2 separate regions of the Homo sapiens genome follow, and region 2 is linked to region 1. The links are chromatin loops, found by intact Hi-C in ENCODE. Cell type or tissue: GM12878. All regions are shown on one strand. Each heading gives the region's core, and the rest is flanking DNA. Links, peaks and the distances in the headings are about the cores only. Region 1 has its middle 37 kb from the start of LINC00604. Region 2 has its middle 110 kb from the start of PTGER4.

Evidence for each region. Peaks named below come from ENCODE experiments on the same cell type or tissue, not always from the same donor. Only the 100,000 strongest peaks of a DNase experiment are listed, where the experiment ranks them.
Region 2: it touches region 1 in a loop (2.3-fold over the local background); 1 of 110 quality-filtered maps calls a loop at or near these places.

What each region holds. Positions count from the first base shown.
Region 1 is chr5:40,274,547-40,279,930 of GRCh38, forward strand. No RefSeq gene overlaps it. Among named protein-coding and RNA genes, the nearest start is that of LINC00604, 37 kb to the left of the region's middle. In GM12878, for the core only: no CTCF peak of the experiment used is centred there; DNase peaks (open chromatin) are centred at 2,765 and 3,225; H3K27me3 peaks cover 196 bases.
Region 2 is chr5:40,567,584-40,572,967 of GRCh38, forward strand. No RefSeq gene overlaps it. Among named protein-coding and RNA genes, the nearest start is that of PTGER4, 110 kb to the right of the region's middle. RefSeq lists an enhancer at 3,368-3,597. In GM12878, for the core only: no CTCF peak of the experiment used is centred there; a DNase peak (open chromatin) is centred at 3,188.

The sequences.
Region 1 (5,384 bases), core at 133-5,132:
GTTGGGGCTGCTTCTAGCCAGATCCTATTCAGAGTTCCACAGCTGAACTTCCCTTTGGACTGTGTTTAGAGTTCCTAAACAAAATAGATGGGAGATGTATCCCACTGAGGAGCAAAACAGACAAAGCCATTACCCCTCTAAGTAAGCACAGCCCTGAGCCAGGAACAAAAATTGGCCCAGTGTGTGGGAACGTGGGCCTGCCAGGCCTATCTAGAATCCACTCCCAGGCAGTGGCAGTAAGGAACATGCTGGGAAATGTTATGCTACCCCTCCCCAACCAAGCTTTCTACTCAAAGGTTAAGGAACCACCCTCATTTCCTTGAATTAGCCACTGTGAATTGTTAAATGTGAGTCTAACCAAATCTTTTTCAGGTTACTTATATTTTTACAGAGGCCTGGGATTTGGTATTCTATAGGCACTACTTCCTGGATTGTAATGGGATTTTAGACTGACAACCCTATACCACAAATATACATCAGTTCTTGAGAGCAGACAAAGGGAACCATGCCTTACTTTAATCTTTCCTAAGTATGGATTGTTGGCCATCTATAAAAGAATCCCCCAGATTCTTGTTAAAAAATACTGGTTCACAGGTCACATATCAGACCAGTAAAATCAGAAATGTGTTAGGGTGGACATTGGGATTCTGCATTTTTAACAAAACTGCCAAGTAATTTGTATTTTCATTAATATTGAAAACATGGTCAGTTGGCTTAACAGTCAAAATCAACTTTGCAAAAAAGTCCAATCATACCCACATGCATTAATTATTGTTACGTACTTTGTCTTGGCAATGATACAACAAGACAGAGGGAGAGAGAGAGAGACAGATAAATGGACAAATGCAGAAAAGGATAGAAAAACTGAAATGAGGCAGAAAAGAAAGTGAAAAGGAGCTATACTACTATCCTTTGCAACCCATTACACAAACTGGGAAGCCTAAAACAACAGAAATGCATTCTCTCTCAGTTCTGGAGGCAGAAGCCCACCATCAAGCTGTCAGCAAAGCTATGCTTCTTCCAAAAGCTCTAGGGCAGAATCCTCTCCTTGCTTCTTCAAGTTTCTGATTGATCTTGACAATCCTTGATTTCTGGCCTCATCACTGTCCTCTCTGCCTCTGCAGTCCCATTGCCTCCTCCTCTTCCATGTATGTCTCCTATGCACCTGTACCCTAAAAGATACATGTGATTGAATAGCCCAGGATAAGCTCCCTCTCCCAGGATCCTTAATTTAATGACATCTGCAAAGACCATTTTGCCAAATAAGGTCACATTCACAGGTTCCAGGAATTAAGACATAAAACACAGACACAGCTTTCTGTGGCTACCATTAAGCCCACTATAGAATCAAAGAGGGGAAGGAAGTGAGAAACACGGAAGAGAAGAAAACAGCAGCTTCTTTGCCTTGGGCACATTTAGCCCTCTTAGCCAGGAAGGCTGAAGTGTTTTGGATTGAAGGTGAGACCTCGTGTCAAAAGAGATTGAAATTTAAATAAATAGAAAAGATATCTCTATGCCCTGTGTTGTTTTAGGCATGCTTCAGTGTTCTACACAACACTGAGGAAGTCTGCCTCTTGTTGATGTCAATAATAATTTAGCGAAAGGAAAATTACAAGCTGAAAAGGGTAAGTACAGCTAACCAGATGCAATGCTATTAGCCTGAGTAAGAAGAGTTCTGGAAATGTGACGTTAACAAAACATCTGTTAGTGTATCAATCATCTCCCTCATCTTTGGAGACACCTGGGGGAGGGGGTACCTAAAATGAAAACTTCAATCTCTTATACATGCCAAATCCTCTAGGCTTGGGAAACTTACTTCACACTAAAGCACGCTAAAGTCATGCACGCCAAGCAATAAAATCTCATTGTGCAAATCGTATGTTCTGTTTGCAATAAGAGACAGTAACACTTGGCTTAAATTATTTTTTGGGTAGGGTAAATGGCTTCAGAAGTATAGGAAAGCACAATCAATTCATGTGTAAGACATAAAGAACTTTAGAAAGTGCAACTCAAATAATCTAATTCCAACCTTGCTAATGCACAGGAAGTCACTTTAGCACACAAATGGAAGGTCATCACTGTCAGCACATTGTCACATGCGACTCACTCATACTGAAGTGTGCATAGTCTAAGATATAATTCTTCAGAATTCTGCCCCTTCACATTTTAAAAACTCACATGATGGGATTTCCTATGTATGTGATATTAGACCACAATTTGGACTTCACTAACGCATGTAAAGGGAGAGAGAATCCTGTGCCCAAGGGATCATGTTGAGATTGTGAAATATCTCCCAGAACTTTCTGGAAACTTAGAGATCCTGGGCCCTTACGTGGAATTCTCCATGCCTGAACGTTAGACACTGGCAAATCCTGCTCATGGCTCACTTCTTCCTCTGTCAAGAGGGCAGTGAGAGGGAACTGAAGCTAGCAAAGCCAATCTTGAGGTGTTAGTCTCACACTAACCAGTATTATTGGGAAGAACTTTTTCATTTTTTAAATGTAACGTGTCCACCTAAGGACAGGGTCTTCCTGCTAATGATATGAGTAACAACTCTTTGAAAACAAGTGATATCTCGTTCTTCTCAAGTTATTTCATTTCACTTCCCAACTTTAAGGAGTACATAGCAACCCCTATCTTACAGAGAACAAAACTGAAACTTACAGAAGTGAAGCCCCTTGCCTAAATGCACAGTTAAGAGGGGAGAGCGAGGTTTCATTTCCAATCTATCTGATACCAGGCCCAGGCCCCTTGCCTGTACAGCCTCTCCTCTTTGACCCCCACTGAAGTGATTTCTTCCTGGGCCCAAGTATCACTTTGAATGTTCCTCATTTTCTGGTGTTGCTGGCAGAGGTGTGGTATGATATGCTCATCTGCCTTGACTAATTTTTTCTTTTCAGCTTCTTTGATGTAGATTCAAATTTCAAATCTGTGAAACCTACAGAAGGTAGTATGAAATCATAAGCATCTTTTGCTTCCTTCCTCTCTTAGGTTTATAGAACAGATCTCTAAATTTTCATCAGCTTTTTTTCTACAAATTCTCTCTCTTCCGAGAAGTAGCATAAATCCTGGGGAAACTGATCGTTGTACCTTTGTAGTGAGTCATCTAAGCCACAGCAACTTTGTCTGGAAGTTCCATTTCCTTGCAGCATCACACTACTTTTTGAAAAAACATAAATATAGGTTTGGCCTTGGGGACTTCCATCTCTCAGCCTTCTACTCATTTCTCAACACCCAGCACCTTGAGGCTCAGGTTATTATAGAGAAATCATCCCCTGCCAATGTACTTTATGAGCTCAATTTTTTTCCAAGCTTCACCTACACGTTGCTGCATTCTGTAGCTAGCTTCCTGATAAAAATTATTCCTCTGCTAATACTGCCATAATTTATTGTCCCTCCCCAACATAAGTTTTACAAAATCACCTCTGAATGTGGAATTTTAAATACAGAGGCAAGCTAACAAAACAGAAAATTTTGACAAAATTGTCCTAAAATCATGAAATTTTAGAGCTCAGAACTTTAGAAACCATCCAAGTGAAATTTGCCTAAAATTTTTGAAAATTTAAAATTAAATTAAATTTTAAAAAAAGAACTTTAGAAACCAGCGCTTTTACCTCTCCCTATAGCCTTTGTTTTATGGTTAGGAAATTAAAGCCCACAATGGGAAAATTTATCTGGAACCAGCCAGAATGCAATCTGGGTCTCCTAGTCAATGACTTTCAATGAACAGGTAATCTTGCAAATTCATCCTACATTATGCCAAATCTATAGCTGTTGATTCTCACCTTCAATCTGCCACCTTTGGTAAGTATTCAGGAATATAGATCAAGTCATTTAAATTGGCTTAGCTCAGGCTCTGCTCATGGACCAGGCTCAGCCAGACAGCACATTGTTTTATTTGGTCTGTGTTAATGCCCCACAGCTAGTGAGATGGTTTTCATCTGTCATCTCTCTGTTGACAGACACACTCTCCCCTTGCTGGGCTTCTTGCTACCTGAACCTCAAATGTTCCCCCAAAGTCTTTTACAAGACTTCCCCAGAAAGTGATGAATGCTGCAAAAAGGGAAAACCCAAGTCAGTGAGGAGGGGAAATTGGCAAGAATTTAGAGTTAGAATGAGTGACTGGAAAAGAGAACTCTGGAAGTAAACAGGGGTGAAGCATAGGCAGGTAAAAGAGAAAACCAAAGAGATGGTGCAAACGTACCTAGATTCTGCTATTCCAGTGAGCAATGGAGAGGCCTAATGATGTTAACAGGGAAGGAGCTATGCCTATCCAGGCTGAGGGAGGAAGGAGGCATGCTGGACACCTGCAGCACTGCTGGTTTGGGTTAGAAGAACCTAGCAGAGCACTTTCTCCACAGTTGTTATCCCTGCCTCTCTCTCTTATCCACTTCCCATCCATAATTGACAGTTAAATAAAGAAACGCTCCATTTAGATAACACTTTCTCCCTTTTTACAGGACTCAACAGGGAGCAGTCGGCTATTTAAACATACTTTCCATAGTTGGTCATTTGAACACACTGTGTGGAAAGGAAATGACTGTCATGCCAAGGGAAGGAGAAGGGATCATCACTTTTAATAATTTCCCCGACTTTCTTCCCCTGAGAGTTTGCTCAATTCCTGAACTAATGGACACTCGTAAATTGGGAAAGAAGAAGTTATTAAGAAAACCCGATGAACATCCAACCACACTAAATTCTCCACTCTAGTTGCCTTACACAACCCAACTTTTTCCTCCTTTACATAAGAACAGGAGAGCAAAAGTTGTATTTAATGAAGAAAACTAAATTTGAAAGATGACTTAGGTTAAAAATGTATTCCAATCTCTTTTATATTTCTCACATAATTTATTACCCACATTAATGTAATTATGTACTGTTGAAATCAAGCCAAAAAAAACAAAAGTTAGCATAATATGTCAAAAGGTTACTGCAGGTCCATAAAAGATGCTAGTAGTTTCAATACAAAAATTGGTTAAATAATCTAGTGTTTAATTTGAAGCTGCCTTTAACACAGTTTGAAGAATTTTTGTTTTATGAAAGCTACACAAAGTCCTAACAACCATCTGAAATTTTTTCAATGTCTCCTATTGCAACTAAATTGCTACTTCTGGCAGGGTATAATGGCTCACACCTGTAATCTCAGCATTTTGGGAGGCCAAGGCACTAAAATCACTTGAACCCAGGAGGCAGAGGTTGCAGCGAGCCAAGATGGTGCCACTGTACTCCAGCCTGGGCAACACAGCAAGACTCTGTCTCAAATAAATAAATAAATTGCTACTTTTAATTTTATTTAAATATTCTGTATGTGCTCTGAAGCATTATGAGAAAATGAAATAATTGGCAGGACTCTGCAGTCAGTGTTTCGTTTGGTTAAAAAATAA
Region 2 (5,384 bases), core at 140-5,139, 290 kb after region 1:
TTTGTGTGAATGTGTGTGTTTGCAGAGTTCTATTACACAACACATACTCAGAGAGAGACCATTTTCACTCATAATACATTTCTGCAATCTATGTGATTTATTTTTCCAAGGAAGACATGTTTAATTACATATTGTATTCTTAAGTAAGAAACTTGTACAAAATAAATTACAGGCATGCCCACAGTAACAGGTGAAAAAATAAAGCTGTGAATATATACCCTAGGACTCCTAGATATAATAAAATTATCCCTCAAGACAAATAAGAAATATCAAATACTGCAATTGTAGCTACCTAAGGGACTGAAGCATATATAGCACATAAGACTACACTATGATATTTTACCTAAAATTAATATGTAGGCTATAACAAACAGTAAATTGCTCATTAACAACAATCATATTTATATCCTAAGGATTTAGAAATATTTATTTGGGTAATTTGGAATGCTTAGGTCTTTCAAAGAAAGCTGTCCAAAGAAAATCGAATGGGTGTCTTTTCTTGTAATCAATTTACTTGTAGTGAGAAAGTATTCAAATTCATTATATTTTCTCAGGATATTCTCAGGCAGGTACATCAATATGTTTTTATAATTGTTACCCATTGAAAAATACTTTTTTAAAAATAAGGACTATTCCAACATTTTCCCATCTTTGTCTTTCTTGCTTTAGTTAAAGCTGGTAACAAATTAAATAAAGACCATTAAGAAAAAATGAGTTTCACTCACTTAACATTTTCTTGACACTAGTCAGAGAAGAATATTCTCATTTAGACAGAAATTTTTGAAATTCTTTTTTAATATAGACAGTTTAAAAAATTACTTTAAACCATCTCAGATCTTATAAGGGAATTTCAGAATGGCAAATCTAAGTCACCTTTAGTTGAACAAGAGAGACATAGCAATTTAGGGTTTCATTTAAAAAGAGCTCGGAAAAGATCAGTGTTGAGGATAAAAGATGCATTCATCAGGATTCAACCCTTTGTAGCAATCTGGCTTCAATGTCAGAGCCCTTTATTCAGCATTCTTTCTCCTTTGCACTTTTTGTGTACCAATCAAAAGAACTCATGGATGAGACAGTAAAATGAGTACAACCACTTGAGGAAGCTGGCAGTATCTTCTGATACCGAGCTTATACATATTTTATGACCCAACAATTCCACTTTTATCTGCACACTTGACTCAGATAAATACATCTATTCACCTAGACATGTCCTAGCATGCTCATAGAAGCACCATTTCTAATAGCCAGAAATACCCAAATTCCATCAAGAGTAAAATTGATAAATAATGTATATTTACACATTATACACAAATGAGAATGAATGTTAACAGCAACCACATGCAGTATGATGGCTCTCATTAACATAATGTTGAGTGAAAGAAGCTAGAAACAAAAGAGTACATAATGTATGATGTAAGTTATATGACCAAAACATGAGCCAAAGTACCAAAGCACCCTATGCTGTTAGAAGTCAATGTCATGATTACCCTCAGTGGAGAGAGGAATGAGGAGCCAGAATAGATTGTGAGGGGGCTTATGTGGTGCCGGTAATGTTCTTCTTCTTGATCTAAGTGCTGGTGACACAGATGTGTTCAGTAGCTAAAAGTTTATTGATTTTAAGTGATGATATTTTTACTTTTCTGAAAGTATATTCTAATTTGATAGTGTTTAAAAGAGGATCCAGGAATTCAAAAGCACCTTTCTACTGCCACAAAGAATCACATCCCTTGAAAGATGTTAAGGACTGAGCATGGTGTCTCACGCTTGTAATTCCAATGTTTTGAGGTGCTGAGGCAGGAGGATGACTTGAGCCCAGGAGTTCAAGACAAGCTTGGGAAACATAGAGAGACTCTGTCTCCATTAAAAAAAAATGTATATATATATAATATTAGCCAGGTGTGGTAGCACATGCTTGTTAATCCCAGCTTCCAAGCTACTTGGGAGGCTATAGCAGGAGTCCAAGAGTTCCAGCCTGGGTGACAGAGACAGAGTGAGACCCTGTCTCAAAAAAAAAAAAAATGTTAAGGTTCCCTGAGTATCCCAGTGAGTGCCAGATTGAAATATTATTCAAACAAGGCATAAATCAGCCAAACATTCAATCCAGCTGAGTTGAGGATTTTGGTTTTTGTTTCTGTTGGGTATTTATAAGTAAAGACTATCAGAAAACTGGAAATGAAAGTTAGTTAGTATCTCAGACTACACTCTGCACCAAGTAGTTTGCTTAAGAATCGACTTCAAAACAGCTCACATGAAGCACTTAGGATATACCACTCCAATTTTTTTATCAGAACTAATATTTATGAATTAGAAACTGATGGAGAATTAAACTTCATGGAGAATTTCAAAAGGTCAAGAACATGACAGCTTGTCTTCCTCTGGAAATTTGCTGCGGCTTCATCACCATGAAAATATGTTTCTCCACCCTCCCCATCACTTCCCCTAAATTGTTTTTCTTTAACAAGTCAAATATGTAGAAAAAAACATTTTTATCAACTCTTCTGCCATTGTGACATTGTTGTAAACTATATTTCCCAAGATTCAAACACAAACATAATGTAATAATAACAGCTGGACACTTGGAAGATGTTAGCAAGTGACCATGCAGATACTTTAAATCTGGACTCTCTTTGGATTCTAGAGAGCATGTTTCTAAGATCACGTTGTCTTCTTCAGGAGTCAACCATACAATCACTTTCCTCAGGAAGTTCCATAGGACAAGATATAGAACAACACACAAATAAATATTCAAAGAAGAGAATGTTTTGATGTGTCTGGTTCCTCTGACTCAAAAAAAAAAAAAGGTCTCTTTTAAGGACTCAGACAGGGACAAGGGCTCCCTTCCTTCTTCATGGGAACAGATGCAAAAGATCTCTTCTGACTGGCCCCTTCTCTTTAAATCTTCTTTTTTCATTTATTTCTAAAGTATCCAAAGGCACAGGACAGGCTGCTGCTACACATCATTATTTGCAGTCCTTTGAATGTCTTCAGCAAATGACCTCACTACCTCCTAGAAGGACATGAGTCAGACCTTAGCATGAAAACAAACATACACCTAAACCATGTCACACTCTTGAGAACATATTCCTCTTAGCTTCACAGATGCTGAGAGTGTTAAGATTTGAGCACAGTACATAAGTCATTTGAATTAAAGCCTTCTTCATACAATCAAATTAAGAGACTTGGCTAAGGGCACACAGCTAATTAGAGCTTAAGCTAAGACTAGAATCCTAGATTGCTAATTCCTAGTCTAATGCTTATTTGTGCTATATCAAGAGGCCTTTAAGTCATGAGAAATTACATAAATGAATGACAATCTACTTTTGTGGGTTATGCATTGCTACTCAAGCGGAGCCAAGAGCTGTAAGCCACAGAGTAAAATAAAACTCTGTATGAACTGGACATTCTTCAGGAGATATGTGATGTGCCAGAGATTCCTGACATCTCCACCTACTTGCACAGCTGTTGTTACACATGATGAACACCAAGGAGATAATATAAGGAAAGGAAAACAAGGCACGCACATCTGCATGTGCATGCACACACCTCCTCTCCCTTGCCCTACTGTAATCCATCTGATGAGCTACCTATATCCTAAGAACATAGGTCAAGAAAGATATGCAACAGCATCCCAGTTTTACGAGGGAGAACGGAAAGAATCAAGTCCACCAGAGATGGACTTTTTCAGGGACCTTAAGAATCAGTAAGAAAAGAAAGGAATTTTCATTCATTCCTTCTTTCACTCAGCACATTTGTATCTTATTCCTGCCATGTCCAGGTATGGTGCTAGTCAGTGAGGATACACAGATAAAACATACAAGTCCCTGCCTTCAGGATGCTAACAGTTAATTGGGCAGGCAACAATTGCCAAGCTGTGTGGGAAGTGCCATGGTGGAACGTGGCAGCTGAGAGAAAAGATTTACAAAGGGTGGAGGCTGGGGGATGCAGAGAAGCAGAAGGGAGAAGAGGATACAGGAAAAAGTTAATGCTAAGAAGGTCTTCCCAAGAGTGAATAGTAAAAATATTAGAAATTACATCATTTTCTTCTCTAAGAGACATTCTCACATACTCAATAGTTCGGTGGTTCTCAAAGTGTGGTCCCAAGGCTAGATGTGTCAGCATCACCTGAGAACTTGTTGGAAACAGAAATGGTCTGACCATATCCCAGAACTACTGAATCAGAAACTCTTAGGATGGGGCCCAGCACTCTGTTGTAACAAGCCCCCAGGTAATTCTAATGCGCTCTAAAGTTGGAGAACCATTATACTAGATAAATCAAAGCAAACTCGAGGGGAATGAAAGCCCATATGTCCAAGCAGTTAAGAGCAGGCCTGAGGGCAATGATTCTAGTGTGGTAATGTTTCATGTAAATGCACCAAAATGGGAAGTAATCTTTTGTCAGATATGACCTAATTTATATTTCAGAAAATATGGTTCTCTGTTTTTGAAGGCCTATGGACCCCTGTGTTTCCTAAGATCTACCATACAAATGACTGATATTCCTGAAGTAAAAGCTTTGTAATTTAACCTGGAGTCAAGAGTCTTGGATGGAGATCAACACAGATCTTCAGAAGGCACAAGAAGGTCCCATAGGACACACTACAGAATCTAGCGATGGGACTCACAGGGACTGTACCATTTACATTTTCCCTAGGGCTACATAGTCCCTGATTTTCAGTGTCTGCTTCTTTCTTTATGGCTTCCCCCATAGAAGGGTTTTCTACTTCCACTTATCATAGTTTGCCACATGACCCTTCTTGGCCTCAACTCTATAAGATATTAGAGTTCCCATATCTGGAAGTGTGTCTAGCATCATACTCTAAGTGTCTTAGACTTAAAGCTTCTTAGTTTAAATTCTTAAAAGAGAGAATGTGATCGTCCCAATGGTTCATTTAGCTGTGGCCTCCGGTATTAACAAAGCAGAAACAGCAGCAGACCGGAGGCTGAGTATTGACGTTAGAAGAGGTTATGGAACTGGCAAGGAGACAACGTTCAGAAAACCTAACACAGTAGAAATTATCCATTTGGCCCCTGAGAGTTCCATCTAACTTCACGAGTCTCTGGAACAACAGTGTATCCTTTATTTCTGTAAATTCCAAACAAATGGTAGGAAATTCATAGAAAAATGCAACAGCTTGTAAAATATGTTGATTACATATTTTAAAACCTTAATTATACATGCACCCTTCACTCTAGAAATTTAAATCCTAGGGTTTTATCTTAAGAGAAAATTTGGGATGTGCCCAATAAGAAATAAGGAAAAGGAATTCTTGTCACGGTATTGTTTTTCATAGCAAACTTTTTTTACAAAAAGAAATGATCTAAATATCTAGAAATTGGGATTTTTATCAATGGAAGTCATTTTTACTTTTTTTGTTTTTACAAAA